Linked DNA regions of Mus musculus: region 2 is linked to region 1. Evidence: chromatin contacts called from ENCODE Hi-C or POLR2A ChIA-PET data. All regions are on one chromosome and are shown on one strand. Each heading gives the region's core, a stretch centred on a gene start or an enhancer-like site at or near the end of the contact. The rest is flanking DNA. Distances are from core to core; before and after follow the strand shown.

Region 1 (2,872 bases), core at 215-2,714:
CTTGATGAATGTATCCATCAGCTTTCTTGTTTTTCTTCTGTATTATAAGACTGGTGCTGAGCGTGGTGGCACACGCCTCTAATCCCAGCACTGGGGAGGCAGAGGCAGGTGGATTTCTGAGTTTGAGGCCAGCTTGGTCTACAAAGTGAGTTCCAGGACAGCCAGGGCTATACAAAGAAACCCTGTCTCGAAAAAAAATCAAAAAACAAAAACCAACCAAACAAAAAGACTGGTGCTTGCTTTGAGAAAATAATCCAGATACACACTCCCTTGTGTCCATATTTATTTGTTATCCATGCCAACTCCTTGCTTGCCTGTAAGTACTGGAACCTCGTTCCCTGCAGATCGATGACCCAATTGAGGTTTGTCTGCAGCAGGAACAGATGTTTTGTTCCACTCACCAGTGATCCTAAGATTGTGTGGAGAGTCCTCTGGGGACCATGGGACCGTCTGCAGAGTTTGTGCACAAGGTGACCCGGAGCTGGTGCCGACTGGAAGGGCTGCAGTGCCCTTTCTTTTTTCTTTCTTTCTTTCTTTTCTTTCTTTTTTTTTTTTTTTTTTTGGTTTTTTGAGACAGGGTTTCTCTGTGTAGCCCTGGCTGTCCTGGAACTCACTTTGTAGACCAGGCTGGCCTCAAAATCACAAGAACAACGCACCTAGAGGTGTCACTGTTCACAGAAAGTAGGGTAACCTTATATTAATCATTAATTAAGTACATGGCTTACTCACAAAACCACAGGTCAATATGATGGTAGCCATTTCTCAATTGAGATCCCCGGTTCTCAACATCTTCAGGTTTGTGTCCTTATGAATGAAACCATTTTCCACCAAACTTTAGTAATTGGTGTAACAATGCACAGTGCTGCCCTGTTTGTAAGTTCAAATTTGTATATTACTTAAAATCTTTGTATGATTAAGTACGACTTTTGTTAAGACAAAGAAAAAGATATGTTCACTATTATCTAATATTTACATACCATTTAAGTTTCAACAAAGCGATTTACTTTTGTGCTGGGCCACCTAGAGACTGGGAAAGGGAGAAGCAGAAGTGACCTGGAACAGAAAGTCACACGATGGCCAGCCACCTCCATCTTGGTGAGGTCAATGTGCAACCAAATGACAGAACAAAGAAGTAGAGAGGAACAGACATATGGGAGCAACACCTCCCTTCTGTTTTTGGATAAAAGACACACAATTTTTATTATTTACAAGTAAGCCTTAAAAAGCACCACAAGAGCCGGGCAGATTAGATGGGCGGGGGCGGGGCCTTGGAGGTTTGGGGGCGGGGACAGGCCGCGAGGGGCGTGGTCGGGGCGCACGCGGAGTCCACCCCCCCCCCCCCGCCCCCCCCCCGCTTCCCCCTATCCGGGTGATTGATGGGAAGAGGAAGCCGGGCCACGCCCATGTCGGTGAGTCGCCGCATCCGTTTATTGCCGTGGCCCCGCCCCGTCGCCCCAACCCCCGCCCCCGGCTTCCCGTTTTCGGCTCTAAGCGGCCTGGGCGCCCTCGACTCGGACCGGCTCGGACCGAACCAGCTGTCAATCACTGCAGCGTCCGCGGCCCCGCCGGCGACATGGCATGGGCACTCGCGGTCATCCTCCTGCCTCGGCTCCTTGCGGCGGCAGCGGCGGCGGCGGCGGTGACGTCACGGGGTGAGGAGTGAGCGGGGGCGGGGCTGCCTGTCAATCGCCGCGGTGGGCGGGGCCCGAGCAAGAGCTACCAAGTTGCTTTTCGTCCCATCATTGCTTTTCGTCCCATCATGAATATGCAAATAAGGCCTCTGGCCCTCCTAAGGGCGATCGGATAGCGCTTCGTTTGCATATTCATTTTGATCTTTGCGTATGCATGAGCCCCGCCCTCCCCCCCTACGCTCGGCGCTTTCTCCTCAGTAATATGCAAATGAGACCTAAACCCCGCCTTGACCTCATTAGCATAGTGCTGCCGCCACAATCTCGCTCCTCCTCCTGAATATGCAAATAAGGCCTCTGGGCCGCTCCTTCTTTGCATATTCATATACAGCTTTCCCGCTTATATGCAAATAACGCTTCGCCCCTACCGAGTTCTCACTCATCGCTTCTCATTTGCATATCCATCGGGAGATACACATATTCATGAGCGATGTATTTCTGTCTTCCATCCCCTCATGAATATAGAATTGATGCCCTGTCCATATGGATCACTATGCATTTGCATATTTTCCCCACGATTTACATATGCACAAGCCTCAACGTCTTGCTCCAACGTCCCTGATCATGAATATGCAGATGAGACCTCAGATCTCCGAAATTGAATCTGCCCGCTCCTCATCATATACTGCTATTCTCATATGCACCAGCCACAAAGTCTTCCATCCTTTTCCCCTCATGAATATGCAAAGAATGCTTCCCCAGTCCATCTCCACTCTGGTTCACTGCCTGCTCATTTGTGTATCCATTGGTCGCTTTGCATAGTGGTGAGCCCCGCTTCCCTACCGCTTTCTTTGCGATCATGTATATTCAAATGAGGCTCCGACTTGCTAGCTGCTCATTTGCATATTCGAGAAGCGCTTTCCATATTCATGAGCCCCCAATCCTTTTCCTTTTCTCTGTTTGTGAATATGCAAATGAGGTGTCGCCCACCGCTACAGTTCTTGGGCCTCTCGTTTACATATTCATTCCCTATATTTGCGTACGAGCCAGAATGTCTTCCTCTGTCTTCCCCTGCCTAGTGCATATGCAAATGAGGCCCGGCCTGCTCCCAGCGCCCTAGCCAAGGGTCTGAGTCAGGGAAATGGCTGCGATGGCTCTTCTGGAACGCGCTGACGTCACGGGCTGCTCCCCTGATCCCCGCCCTGCCCCCGCAGGTGATGTCACAGTCGTCTGCCATGACCTGG
Region 2 (2,872 bases), core at 169-2,668, 240 kb before region 1:
TCCTTCAAGAAAGGAAGCACTGGGATTTTACTGCGGGAGTCTGGATAAGTTCACATCTAGGTTTCCTACTTCTACACGTGCTAAGTTAGCCATCGTTGGACTAGTTGGACCACAGCCTGTGAAATATTCCAATAAATCCACTTTGTACATACCTAGATTCCTCCTATCAGGTCTGTTCATCTAGAGAACCTTCACTAATACAGTTCTATGTGCGAATGTGTGTTCACCTTCCCACGGAGGAAGGTGTGCTGGCTAACAGCAGTGCTCCACAGGGTTTGTCATCTGGTTCCTGTTTGTCTCCCAGGGTTCACATACCTACCAGCTGAAAACTAGCTGCACTTTACCTAAGCCCAGCGTGAAGGACTCAACCCAAGTGAAATTAGAGTATTTTCCGGTTTATTAGGGGTAGCTCTCTAGAGGATTCACTGATCCCAAGGAAGTAGAGAGTTCACTAGTCCCAAGGAGGTCAGAGAAGTTATGGGATGGGAGAATAAGGAGCAGAGGTGGCGAGAAAAAGCCAGCAAGACAAGCTGGGAGAGAAAAATGCAGGGGAGTAGGGATTGGGAGGGGAAGTGGAGGGAGAAGGAGGGAGAAAGACTGGAGAGGGAAGAAAGGGGAGAGAGATCGAGACAGAAACAGAGACACAAAGAGTACAAAATGTCTGGATTATGTAGAAAGGGCTTCTAGGAAGGGAAAGCCTGGCCGCTGGGCTGGGAGTTCAAGGTACAAGGTGGGGTCTGCCAACCTTGCCCTGTAACAGGTGGAGACTGAGGACTGCTGGGAGAACCTGGAGGCCCAGCTCTAACCTTCCCAGCCTTGAGCAGACCTTGAACATTCGCCATGACAACCCAGGACAGAGACATCTGTCTTTGTTGCAGTTGCAGGTTCTCATGGGAACTTAGCTGTTTTGGCTGCCTGCACTGACATTGCTCTACAACATACTGCAGCTGAAGAGGGGGATGGGTTTTGTAGGTTTTCCCTTTATAAACGCAAACCTTATTATTAAACTTTGAGCCTTGATCAGAACCTTTGCTTGGCTTCATTCTTCTCTCACCCCAATACCTATTCATTTCCAGTTCAGGTTTCAGGTAAACCCAGTTTGCCCATGGCAGGTGGATGGCTCCTTTGGTTTGTTAATAATATGCAGATCAGCCTCTGTTCCTGGGTCTCAATCCCAACAGCAAGAAAACAGAACTATTGTTTGCCCATGACACAATTTAATTGTTAATATTCTGGGCACCTTTTCGCTTGTGGGACAGATTGATAAATCCCCTGCAAGTTGAGTAATGGGCTATGTAAGCTCCCTACCTTGATTCAAGGAGGAAGAAGGCAAACAACCTAGTGAGTGATTGAAGCTCTGGCTGACATCAGGCCCTGGCGATCATAGGGTCACTGCCTACCTAGGGGAGGAGCAAGCAGTGGAACAATGACAGGGAAGTGGTTGGGCTTCCCTGGGGCTGCGCGGGGAGACACATGGGTTGCCTATTGGAGGATCGACACAAATACTACAGAATTGGAAAATGCTGCAGGTCTGGACTTGCAGCTTGTTGGGCTGAGAACCTCTACACGTTGTATCTTCAGCACACTCTAACCCTAAGGGAGGTGCTCCAGTCACTCAAGACTTGTTGGCCAATCAGAGTCTCTCGGCGGAACTGCAAATCAAAAGGAAGGCGGGTTTTTCCGGGTGCAGTGGCGCCTGTTTTGCTTAGTTGCTGAGCTGACTTGATTTGTCCCCTGTTCTGTGCTCTGTCCTGCCGCTGGATGCTGTTTAGGGTGTTCAGGCAAGCTCCGAAGTTGCGACATGGTGAGTACAGGGTCACTGAAAACAATGGGGAGAAACCGGGGTCTGAGCAGCGCGAGCTGCTGCGGTGGGTCTTTCCTGGGACTGCGTGGGATTCCGCGGCCACCTGTGAGGTCCCCTGTGGTCCTAGCCATTCGCGTGACCCAGCTGTAGCGTCTGAATAACTTCGCTGTGGGGGCTGCACGTGTGCAGATCATTTGGCCTGTGTGTAGAGAGATCTTTGGCGTGATCCCAAACTCAGAGAGTCCAGGACTTTCTACAAGTTCTGTTCTTAGCACTTGAGATTAAGGTGGACAATCCATTTGGAGTTCATTTTGTGGAGGTTGTAAAAGGCATCTCTTGTGCTGGGTAGCAATTCAATGTCAAGCTGTGATGTTAAAGAGTAGAATTGATGATGTAAAGGATTTAGTAAAGCTTAGGAAATAGTAAGGCACACCAAGTAGAATTTAGCTGAGGGAGGACTGCCTCACACCTCACAGATAAGTACTATGCCAGCCAGGGCAGTTAGAGGTTAGGATGCTAGGGTACACATGCTTGTTCACCAGCATTGTCTAGAATTCATAACAAAGGAAACAAACGATTCATAATCTGACACTAGGCCCATCTCCTTATCAAAGAGCAGGCCTCTAACCAGCTGCTCAGTGGGGTATTACAGGATCATAACCAACAGCAAGGCCTCTTGTGCCATAAGGTTCAGTTTTCTTCTTGAGAAAAGCATAGTTCTGCCACACTGGCTAGATGACATCTAGTGACAACCATTTGAAAACTTAAAAAAACAAAACAAAACAAAACAAAACAGAAAAACCCACAACCATTGCATTGAGTGTAGGCCTGATCCAGCAATGCTTTCCCTGAGGTCCCCATGTCTGGAGCAGGACACAGCTCCTATTGAAACTCAGGAAAATGGTTGTCAGAGCCAGTCACAGTCTGGGCCTAGTCCTTGGGAGCTTTCCCTGAGGCCCTGGGTATAGAGAGAAAACAGGGCTCCTTTACTTCGTTTTTTGTTTTTGTTTTGTAGAACATGATTTTAATATTTTCAATTGTTAATATTTTTTAAAGAGAATAATTATT

The links. Hi-C counts contacts between places; a loop is a spot of excess contacts on that map. ChIA-PET counts read pairs that join two places held with the same protein, here RNA polymerase II (POLR2A).
Region 2: a map of regulatory T cell shows a loop between it and region 1 (2.0-fold over the local background). The contact joins the promoter of 4930522L14Rik here to the promoter of Crlf2 in region 1. A Hi-C loop is called at or near these places in 1 of 37 maps with a recorded cell type or tissue (regulatory T cell). POLR2A ChIA-PET finds 5 or more read pairs at or near these places in 1 of 5 experiments (embryonic stem cell).

The regions. Positions count from the first base shown.
Region 1 is chr5:109,557,585-109,560,456 of GRCm38, reverse strand. It overlaps Crlf2 (cytokine receptor-like factor 2), which reads left to right and starts at 1,464. Exons shown (of 8, transcript NM_016715.4): 1 at 1,464-1,652; 2 at 2,843-2,872. The coding sequence starts at 1,574.
Region 2 is chr5:109,795,115-109,797,986 of GRCm38, reverse strand. It overlaps 4930522L14Rik, which reads left to right and starts at 1,418. Exons shown (of 3, transcript XM_011249625.2): 1 at 1,418-1,804.